Linked DNA regions of Homo sapiens: region 1 is linked to region 2. Evidence: chromatin loops called from intact Hi-C (ENCODE). Cell type or tissue: PC-9. All regions are shown on one strand. Links, peaks and the distances in the headings refer to the core of each region. The heading gives the core; the rest is flanking DNA. Region 1 has its middle 26 kb from the start of KLRB1. Region 2 has its middle 9.5 kb from the start of CLEC7A.

Evidence for each region. Hi-C counts contacts between places; a loop is a spot of excess contacts. Peaks named below come from ENCODE experiments on the same cell type or tissue, not always from the same donor. Only the 100,000 strongest peaks of a DNase experiment are listed, where the experiment ranks them.
Region 1: it touches region 2 in a loop (11-fold over the local background); 4 of 110 quality-filtered maps call a loop at or near these places.

Annotation. Positions count from the first base shown.
Region 1 is chr12:9,631,185-9,636,569 of GRCh38, reverse strand. It overlaps the pseudogene LOC374443. Among named protein-coding and RNA genes, the nearest start is that of KLRB1, 26 kb to the right of the region's middle. In PC-9, for the core only: a CTCF peak has its summit at 2,203 (motif pointing left); a DNase peak (open chromatin) is centred at 2,119.
Region 2 is chr12:10,136,967-10,142,351 of GRCh38, reverse strand. No RefSeq gene overlaps it. Among named protein-coding and RNA genes, the nearest start is that of CLEC7A, 9.5 kb to the right of the region's middle. In PC-9, for the core only: CTCF peaks have their summits at 1,939 and 2,143 (motif pointing right); no DNase peak of the experiment used is centred there.

The DNA of each region.
Region 1 (5,385 bases), core at 190-5,189, 510 kb after region 2:
CCTAGGTTTTTTTGTGTGTGTAGCTATTGCAAATGGGATTGCCTTCTTGATTTTGTTTTCAGCTAGTTCATTGTGTGTGTATAGAAATATTACAGATTTTTTCTGTCTTAACTTTGTGTCTTGAAAATTTACTAAGTTCTTGTATCCTTTCTGAGAGTTTTTTGGTGGACTTTCCAGTTTTCTATATATAAGATTATGTCATCGGAAAACAGGAACAATTTGACTTCCTCCTTTCTAATTTAGATTTTCTGTATTTTTCCCTCTTGTCTAATTGCTTGGGCTGGGCTTCTAGTACTATGCTGAATAAGAGTGATGAGAGTAGCCATCCATGTTTTGTTCCAGATCTTTGGGAAAAAGCTTTCAGCTGTCATAACCAAAATAGATCTGAGGAATGAGCATTCCTTACCTTGGGAACAGCAGGAGCAAAGGGCCTAAGGAAGGGGAACCTGGCATGTGCTAGGAATGGAAAGAAGTTCTTGTGGATCTAATATGATCAACATGGCAGTGGAGGCAGAAGTGGAGAAGGATGAGTGGTGAAGGTTGAGGCTGAGGACATGTAAAGATGCTAGATTGTATTGGACCTTGTTAAACAGCGAGAAGGATTTGGGTATCATTTTTTTCTCTAACTGCAAAAAGGAGCTATTGAAGGACTTCAAGCAGAGAAAAGATACTTTTGCATTTTTATATTTTAGAAGATACCTCTGACTGCTAGGTGGAACAGGTTTGCAGAAGGGTAACTGTGGAAGCGACAACTAGATCTGTTAATCTACACATCTGTACCTGTGTAAATACAGAAGTGAAGTGAGCCAAGAATAAAATCTTAATTTTGCATTTAGAGGAAAACACAGGAAAAGTCAGCAAATGAGAAACTGTGGCCCTTGAAGTGGGAAGAACAGTAGAATAATGTGTTTTAGGAAGATATAAGGGAAAGACATTGGACAGGGGCTACTTTGTTTATAGGATTACTTTTCAGTGGTTTCAATTGTAGAGGAAAAATACCCATATTCCTCAATTGCACTTATTATTTTCTAATAATGAGTCATAAAGAATGCTAGTAGTATGCAAGTAGCTAATACAATAACCTTATTGTATTTGAATCTCTGTAGGCTATTCTCAAAGAAAAATTGCATTGGACAAAGTTAAATAGGCAAGGAAGACTTTATTCAAAATTGTTGCAATAGGTGTCAAGCCTGTTCCAATAAGAAAGAGAGACTGTATTCAAATCTGTTGAACAAAAAGCAGGAGAGATTGTAAAGGCTGGAGTATGCTAGTGAAAAAGTTCTGGAGAATATTAGTGGGGAAGGTGGGTCAACATGATTAGGCCATCTGTATTTGCTAACTGGCACATATGGAAGTTAGAGTACTACCCTCCCACAGAGATGGGAAGATAAGGGAACTATTTTTCTTGATGATTATTTTTCAAAGAAATGGCTCCCAGGTCTTTGAGAAAGATATTCCTGGGTTGCAAAACCGATAAAAGGCTAGAGAAAAATTTAAATCTCAAATAAGAAGACAGAAAGAATTTATAGTGGGAAGTTTTCTAAAGTAAACAATCTAAGAAAAGAGAAGTAAAGGAGTGATACGTCAGGGAGAAATCTGTCTAAAGTTTAGTCAAGTTGAGGGGAACATCAAGGCAGTCCCGTTCATCCTATACATGTATAAAATCTTGTTCAGAGGTACCTTGACATTAACTCACCCTCAAAATTCTTGCAAAACTCATAACAGAATATTTTATTTACGTTTGCAAAGTCTAAGCAATATGGATAACATTTTGTGTTGAAAGCAGCTAAAAGGCTTTTAGCAAAGCAACACAATAAACACTGGTTTAATCTGCTTGAATTTAGCCAGACCACTCAACTAAGAGCAGAGCTACCTTTTTAAGAATTAAGCCCAGCCTTAGGCAAAACTGTGAAGTAGACACGATTTTGCTTTAGTTCTTCACCTCCATGTGTCCTGGTATAACAGCCCCCAATGATACTGTAGATTTTGAAAGAAGCCTGAATTTGGGAGTTGAGAAACAGTTCAGTCTTCCTGTTTACTCATCTACAAAGTAAAGAAAAGAATATCTACTTAGCAAATACAAGTATTGGTACCTCCAATGAAATAATGTGGATTTAAACATTTCATCAATTAGTTTCTGACTTCAGTACACAGGTGTAAGGACAGAAAAAGAAAGGCATTGCAGCGCCCTCTTCTGGGAACTGTTGGTAAACTAACTCAGATAGTTGAAATGGATTTTCTAGGTGAATACAAAAGTTTCACTCTAGGAATAACTGCTCCACTTTTTAAAATATACAGATACATTGAAGTGTGCAAACAAACATCAAATTCAAACTCTTGAAGAGAAACACCAATGTTCATCCTTTTCCTCAACCCCTATCCACACATCCATGCAGGCAGCCCAGGGGACCTCAGATTGAAAATCGGAAAATAACTTATCAAGAAGCCATGTCACTTATAGCATTAGCTCTAAAACTTTAATTCATCTATGTATTACCTGGAGATCTTTTAAAACTGCAGATTCATATTCACTGGGTCCAGGATTCTACATTTCTAACAATCTCCCAGGTGAGACCTACACTGATGGTGGCATGACTGAAATCACCTTTGAAAAATTATAACAGTGAGAATGTAACCACCCAACAGGTTCACCTTGCCCAAGGCCTAGACAGAGCCAATATATCAAGACAGGGAAATTGCAATAGAGAAAGAGTAACTCATGCAGAGGCAGCTGTGTGGGAGTCCAGAGTTTTATTCAAAACTCAAATCAGTCTCTTAGAGCATTCAGGGAGCAGTTTTTAAGAACAACTTGGTAGGTGGGGGGAATCCAGTGATACAGGACATAGAAATAAATTATTTAGGCAGATAGTAAGGACAACAGAGTCATAGGCAGAATTTTCCATTTTAACAAAAAGCAGCCCAAAAAATCATTTCTTTTCTAACAAAGAGCAGCCTGAGAAATCGAGCTGCAGACATACATGAGCAAGCTGGAAGCTTGCACAGATGAATGCCAGCAGCTGTGCCAATAGAAAAGGGCTACCTGAGGGCCAGGCATGTTCAACATGGAGGGTCCATCTTCTTTTCTTGTCATCACATGTACAGTAAAGGAACAGGCAACAAGGCACAGGCCAGGTAGAGAACCCATCTGCATAATAAAAGATTAGGGAGGACAGTTGGCATGAGGTTCTAAGATGGCCAAATAAGAACAGCTCCAGTCCACAGCTTCCAGTGTGAGCAATGCAGAAGATGGGCGATTTCTGCATTTCCAACTTAGGTAATGGGTTCATCTCACTGGGGCTTGTCGGACAGTGGGTACAGCCCACAGAGCAGGGCGGGGCATCACCTCACCCAGGAAGCGCAAGGGGTCAGGGAATTCCCTTTCCTAGCCAAGGGAAGCCGTGACAGATGGTACCTGGAAAATCGGGGCACTCCCACCTTAATACTGCACTTTTCCAATGGTCTAAGCAAATGGCACACCAGGAGATTATATCCCGCGCCTGGCTCGGAGGGTCCCATGCCCAAGGAGCCTCGCTCGCTGAGAGCACAGCAGTCTGAGATCGAACTGCAAGGCGGCAGTGAGGCTGGGGAAGGGGCGTACGCAATTGCTGAGGCTTGAGTAGATAAACAAAGCAGCCGGGAAGCTTGCACTGGGTGGAGCCCACCGCAGCTCAAGGAGGCCTGCCTGCCTCTGTCGACTCCACCTCTAAGGGCAGGGCATAGCTGAACAAAAGGCAGCAGAAACTTCTGCAGACTTCAAAGCTGTCTGACAGATTTGAAGACAGTAGTGGTTCTCCCAGCACAGAGTTTGAGATCTGAGAATGGACAGACTGCCTCCTCTAGTGGGTCTCTGATCCCCAAGTAGCCTAACTGGGAGACACCTCCAAGTAGGGGCCGACTGACACCTCATACAGCCAGGTGTCCCTCTGAGACGCAGCTTCCAGAGGAAGGATCAGGCAGCAACATTTGCTGTTCTGCAATATTTGCTGTTCAGCAGCCCCTGCTGGTGATACCCAGGCAAACAGGGTCTGGAGTGGACCTCCAGCAAACTCCAACAGACCTGCAGCTGAGGGTCATGACTGTTAGAAGGAAAACTAACAAACAGAAAGGACATCCACACCAAAACCCCATCTGTGTGTCCCCATCATCAAAGACCAAAGGTAGATAAAATCACAAAGATGGGGAGAAACAAGAGCAGAAAAGCCGAAAATTCTAAAAATCAGAGTGCCTCTTCTCCTCCAAAGGGATGCAGCTCCTCTCCAGCAATAGAACAAAGCTGGATGGAGAATTACTTTGACAAGTTGAGAGAAGAAGGCTTCAGACGATTGGTAATAACAAACTTCTCTAAGCTAAAGGAGGATGTTCGAACCCATTGCAGAGAAGCTAAAAACCTTGAAAAAAGATTAGATGAATGGCTAACTAGAATAAACAGTGTAAAGAAGACCTTAAATGACCCAATGGAGCTGAAAACCATACCACGAGAACTACATGATGCATGCACCAGCTTCAGTAGCCGATTTGATCAAGTGGAAGAAAGGGTGTCAGGGATTGAAGAGCAAATGAATGAAATGAAACAAAAAGAGAAGTTTAGAGAAAAAAGAGTAAAAAAAAATGAACAAAGCCTCCAAGAAATATGGGACTATGTGAAAAGACCAAATCTACGTCCGATTGGTATACCTGAAAGTGACGAGGAGAATGGAACCAAGTTGGAAAACACTCTTCAGGATATTATCCAGGAGAACTTCCCCAACATAGCAAGGCAGGCCAACATTCAAATTCAGGAAATACAGAGAATACCACTAAGATGCTCCTCGAGAAGAGCAACTCCAAGACACATAATTGTCAGATTCACCAAAGTTGAAATGGAGGAAAAAATGTAAGGGCAGCCAGAGAGAAAGGTCGGGTTACCCACAAAGGGAAGCCCATCAGGCTAACAGCGGATCTCTCAGCAGAAACTCTACAAGCCAGAAGACAGTGGGGGCCAATATTCAACGCTCTTAAAGAAAAGAATTTCATATCAACCCAGAATTTCAATTCCAGCGAAACTAAGCTTCATAAGTGAAGGAGAAATAAAATCCTTTACAGACAAACAAATGCTGAAAGATTTTGTCACCACCAGGCCTGTCTTACAAGAAGAGCTCCTAAAAGAAGCACTAACCATGGAAAGAAACAACCGGTACAAGCCACTGCAAAAACATGCCAAATTGTAAAGAACATCGATGCTAGGAAGAAACTGCATCAACTAACGAGCAAAATAACCAGCTAACATCATAATGACAGGATCAATTTCACACGTAACAATATTAACCTTAAACGTAAATGGGCTAAGTGCTCCAATTAAAAGACACAGACTGGCAAATTGGATAAAGAGTCAAGACCCACCAGTGT
Region 2 (5,385 bases), core at 101-5,100:
GGGCTGTGCTGGCTTAGCAGAATGTGTATACTTTCCTGAATTTATTGTTTAAGGTTTTTTTGTTTGTTTTGTTTTTGGTTTTTTGCTTGTTTATTTATTTATTTATTTTTTTGAGACAGAGTCTCACTTAGCCATCCAGGCTGGAGTGCAGTGGCGTGATCTTGGTTCAATGCAACCACTATCTCCTGGGTTCAAGCGATTCTCCCATCTCAGCCTCCCGAGTAGCTGGGATTACAAGCACCCGCCATCATGCATGGCTAATTTTTGTATTTTAGTAGAGACAGGGTTTCACCATGTTGACCAGGCTGGTCTTGAACTCCTGACCTCAGGTGATCCGTCCGCCTTGGCCTCCCAAAGTGCTAGGATTACAGGCGTGAGTCACCACGCCAGGCCTGTTCAAGTTTTTAAAATGTAACAAGTAAAATGAGCAAATTTAAGACATTCCATCTTTATATTAATATCTTCAAATGTACTTCCTTTGCATCTGTGTTTATCTCCCAGATCCTCTTAATCTCCACTTTTCCATGATCCCCCTCATCCCATGATGGATAACACCTGTAAAAATGTGCCATTTTTACTGATGGAGTACTCGTTTCCTGGAAGTAAATTAAAAATATATGGGTATATTTTTAATATTATTCTTTACATATGCATATATTTTAATTGTTATTCATATATATATAAAAGAATTGAGGAGTTCTAAGCATTGACAGAGTTGGGAAGCACAGAATTAAGTAGGAGTATCATCCATCTGACTTGTATGTGGACCATAAGGAAATCTGAGGGCTTTGATAATTATTAAACTGAACTTTGGTGACAACACAGTTAAATTTAATGGTCCATGTTATATTCCAACAAACAGTCAAATGTCTCAGATCTTCCCTAGTTCTTTTACTCCTTTAACAGCACAGCTGATAGATAATTTGTATCTCAACTCTCAGATAACATACAATCCAATAGCAATATTATAAATAATTCAAATTCAGTAAAGCATCCTATAATACTGATAGCAGAAATCTATCTCAGTATATTCATAAATATCAAATTGTCTGCCTTCGGTAAGCTTATACAACACTGTCTTATTTATTTACAATAAATACCAAACCTTTTACAAATTAAAATAATTACTTATGCCTGTCTTATTACTTTGTTATATTTTGAAAATGCTACAGGATATCTACTATGTACTTTTTTTTTTTTTTGAGACAAGGTCTTGCTCTGTTGCCCAGGCTGGAATGCAGTGGCACGATCTTGGTTCACTGAAACCTCCGCCTCCTGGGTTCCAGCTATTCTTGTGCCTCAGCTTCCCGAGTAGCTGGGACTACAGGCATGTACCACCATGTCAGCTAATTTCTGTATTTTTAGTAGAGATAGGGTTTCACCATGTTGGCCAGGCTGGTCTCGAACTCCTGGCCTCAAGCAATCAACCCACATGGGCCACCCAAAGTGCTGGGATTACAGGTGTTAGGCACTGCACCTGACCAGCTGTGTAATTTTTAAAAGGCTGAATATATACTTCAGTAAGTTAGATAAAAAATAACAACTTCAGATATTTTGATTTCCCCTTCACTCTTATTTTTACAAAGATATATGGATTAGAATTGTTTTTTTCTCATTTTTGGTTTATTCATTAATTAATTCATTTATTTATCAACGCTCTAGTGAATACCTTCTTTCTTTAGTGCTAACAGGGTTGACAGTAATGAATATACTTAGAACCTGTTCTCATGGTGCCTACAGTGTGGTATGGAGGAAGAAAATAAACAAATTAAAAATAGCTAGCTATATGATCTTATTCATCCATTTAATGTAGTCAGTGCATCACTCTAGGCACTGGGAGTTGGTACTGAGCAAGATATGTTCCCTTCTTTCTAGGAACTGATGGTGGCAGAAATTTAAAATTAAAAATAAATGTACATGGTAATTATTGAACTCTAACAGGTGATCTTAATAGAAGCTAACTCCTAATGATGATAATTCCTTAGGAATGAAGAACCATAGATGCCTTTTAGCAGAATGAAAGTGCCATTTTTATTATGAGACAGGTCTAGCCTGCAGAAATTTTTCAGTTTTACTTGCAAATGAATAAAATAGATTAAATTCCTCTAACTTACCTTGAAATTCCTAAAACGAAGCAGCAGATGGCACCGTCACCTCATTCATGCCTGCTGATTTTGCCACATCATTTTGGTTAACTCATGCTGGCTTAGCTGAGCTCAAACACCACAAGGAATCTATTTTTATCAGTTTTTCTGTACTTACCTTATTTGCCATACAAGGATCCCAACAGAGATTTAAGACCCATTATCATTTTACTGGTGAAGAAGCAAGCATAGAAAATTAAACAATATATCTAAAGTCATACAGTCCATCAGTGACAGAGTCAGAAGCAGCAATGCCACATGCTGCATTTACTGGGTAGAACGTAGACTCTGAAATTCCAAGCTCTACAAGTAACTTGAAGTTTTTTCCTTCTTATGTAATTTAATTCACCTATATTGAGCTGTTTCTTTTATTTATTTATTTATTTATTTTGTTTCGAGGTGAGGTCTCGCTCTGTTGCCCAGGCTGGAGTGCAATTGTGCAATCTCTGCCTCCCGTGTTCAAGCAATTCTCTCACCTCAGCCTCCCGAGTAGCTGGGATTACAGGGGCGTGCCACCATTCCTGGCTAATTTTTGTATTTTCAGTAGAGATGGGGTTTTACCATGTTGGCCAGGCTGGTCTCGAACTCCTGACCTCAGGTTATCCACCCACCTAGACTTCCCAAAGTGCTTAGATTATAGGTGTGAGCCACTGTGTCCACCTTTTTTTTTTGTTGTTTGCTTTTTTAGACAGAGTCTTACTCTGTTGCCCAGGCTGGAGTGTAGTGTCAGGATCTCAGCTCACTGCAGCCTCCTCTGCCTCCCGGATTCAAAGGATTCATGCTTCAACCTCCCGAGCAGCTGGGATTACGGGCCTGTACCACCATGCCCTGCTAATTTTTGTATTTTTAGTAGAGATGGGGTTTTGCCATGTTGGCCAGGCTGGTCTTGAACACCTGGCCTCAAGTGATCTGCCCGCCTCGGCCTCCGAAAGTGCTGGGATTACAGGTGTGAGCCACTGTGCCCGGCCTGTTACCCCTCTTTTAAAAAGTGAATGGAATTTGTCAGGTGACTAGCTTCCAAATATTTTCATTGCTCAATTGCTTTTTTTCTAAATGAAATTGTATATAAAATTTCCACCTATCAAAAAAGCAACATCAGAGATGCTCTGGTTGAATCAATATTGGGACAGTCCAGAGACCTTCCTGTTTGGCCTGTCCTGCATCACATTCTGCTGTATTTTTCTACTAAAGATGATGCTGAGTTATAGGATACAGAACTGAAACATGGATGTCCAATAAAGTAACAAAAGTGAATGCAATGGAACACAGAGCCGCTATGGGTAAAATAAAGAGGGATGACCCACAGGTAACCTAAAGCAAACAAATAAACATACACAGCTGAATTTTGCTTCCTATGCCATTTTTTTTCTTGACTCCCACATTTGGAGATGCTTTTTCTTCTCTTCCAAGGTTTCTCCATTTGTACCCACGACAGGAACTGTCTATTTCGAGGGTAGATTTTACCTCCATGCCATTGCTCAAGAGTCTCCTGAAACTATCTCCTGCAGTCAAGATGAAAATGGCCAATTTGGGACTCAGTGTCCTTGGTCAACTGCCTTGTTCTTGCTTCTTCCATTTTATCTCACTGAACCCCAGGACTCCTTTTCCCAGCTACTAGGGAGGCTGACGAAGGAGAATCGCTTGAACCCGGGAGGCAGAGTTTGTGGTGAGCCAAGATGGCGCCACTGCACTCCAGCCTGGGCAGAAGAGTGAGATTCCATCCCTCCGAAAAAAGACAATTCAAAATTCAAGTAAATGATAAGTTTAAAAATACCAAAACTTGGTTTCAGGATTAATTCTAAAATTCATTTAATTGAATTTTTCTCTGATTGTACTCTTGAAAAAGAAGTAAGTGTAATATCGTATTGAAATGGTCAGAAGAAAAGGAGGGAGGAGAAGAAATAACACTTTTTTAAAAAAAGAGGACATAGAAAACTTATAAATAGGCTGTTTATTTATTGTATATGAAATTTACTTATAAACTCATAAATAGCCTATTTATAAGTTTTCTATGTCCACCTTTTCAAGGAAAAGGAGTCCTGGGGTTCAGTGAGTTAAACTGGAAGAAGCAGGAACAAGGCAGTTGACCAAGGACATTGAGTCCCAAACTGACCATTTTCATTTTGACTGCCCGAGATAGTTTCAGGAGACCCTTGAGCAATGGGCATGGGGGTAAAATCCACCCTTGAAATAGACTGTCCCTGTTGTGGGTACAAACGGGATTACAGGCACCTGCCACCACACCCAGCTAATTTTTGTATTTTTAGTAGAGACAGGGTTTCACCATGTTGGCCAGGCTGGTCTCGAACTCCTGACCTCAAGAGATCTGCCTACCTCAGCCTCTCAAACTGCTGAGATTACAGGCGTGAGCCACCACCCCCAGCCTGAATTGCCTTTTTTTCTTCCTATTTCCTTCTCAACATTATTTCTAGGTTCCTTACCTTATCACAAAACCTCCATGTGTATCTTCTACACTGTTCTTTCCATTTTCTCACTACTTAACATACCTGGTTGTACTTCTTTATTTTTTCCTCCTCTCATTGCCATGACTACAATCCCTTCTCCTGAATCTTTTGAATTTTTTGGCTCTGTCAATTTAGATTTTCATTATAATCTGACTTCCTAAGAAAAAAGAAATGTCAAGTTATTTTGTCCTCTACTTAAAACTAATTGCCAGGATGCTCTGCAGCTTGAAGTTAAACTACCAGGGAAGTCTTTTAGGACAATGCCTCATACTCTTCTGTTTGATTTGTCTTGCTCTTTTTTCTTGTTTGTTTGAGACAGCCTGTAGCTCAGGCTGGAGTGCAGTGGTAGGATCTCGGCTCACTGCAGCCTTAATCTCCTGAGCTCAAGCGATCCTCCTGCCTCAACCTCCTGAGTAGCTGGGACTACAGGCACATGCCACCATGCCCGACTAATTTTTTGTTGTGGTGATCGGACCCAACACCAGGTCGTGGGGGTGACGAAGTCCAACAGAGTCAAAGGAATGAGAAAAGACAGTTTGAGAGAGAAAGTGGGTCCAGGGGGCCAACACTAGTTATGGAGGCTGCGAAGGCCCCGAGCTCCGGAAGCCCAGACTGTTTATTGGTGATCAAACAAAGAAACAGGTGGTGAGAACGTGGGGGTCGAAAGGGAGCGTTGCATTAAGCACATGAGTTACAGCTGTGATGGTTTAGCATTTATATGGCCAATTCTGAGACACAATCGATCTAGGAGCCTGGTAGGGCGAGAAGCAAGGAGC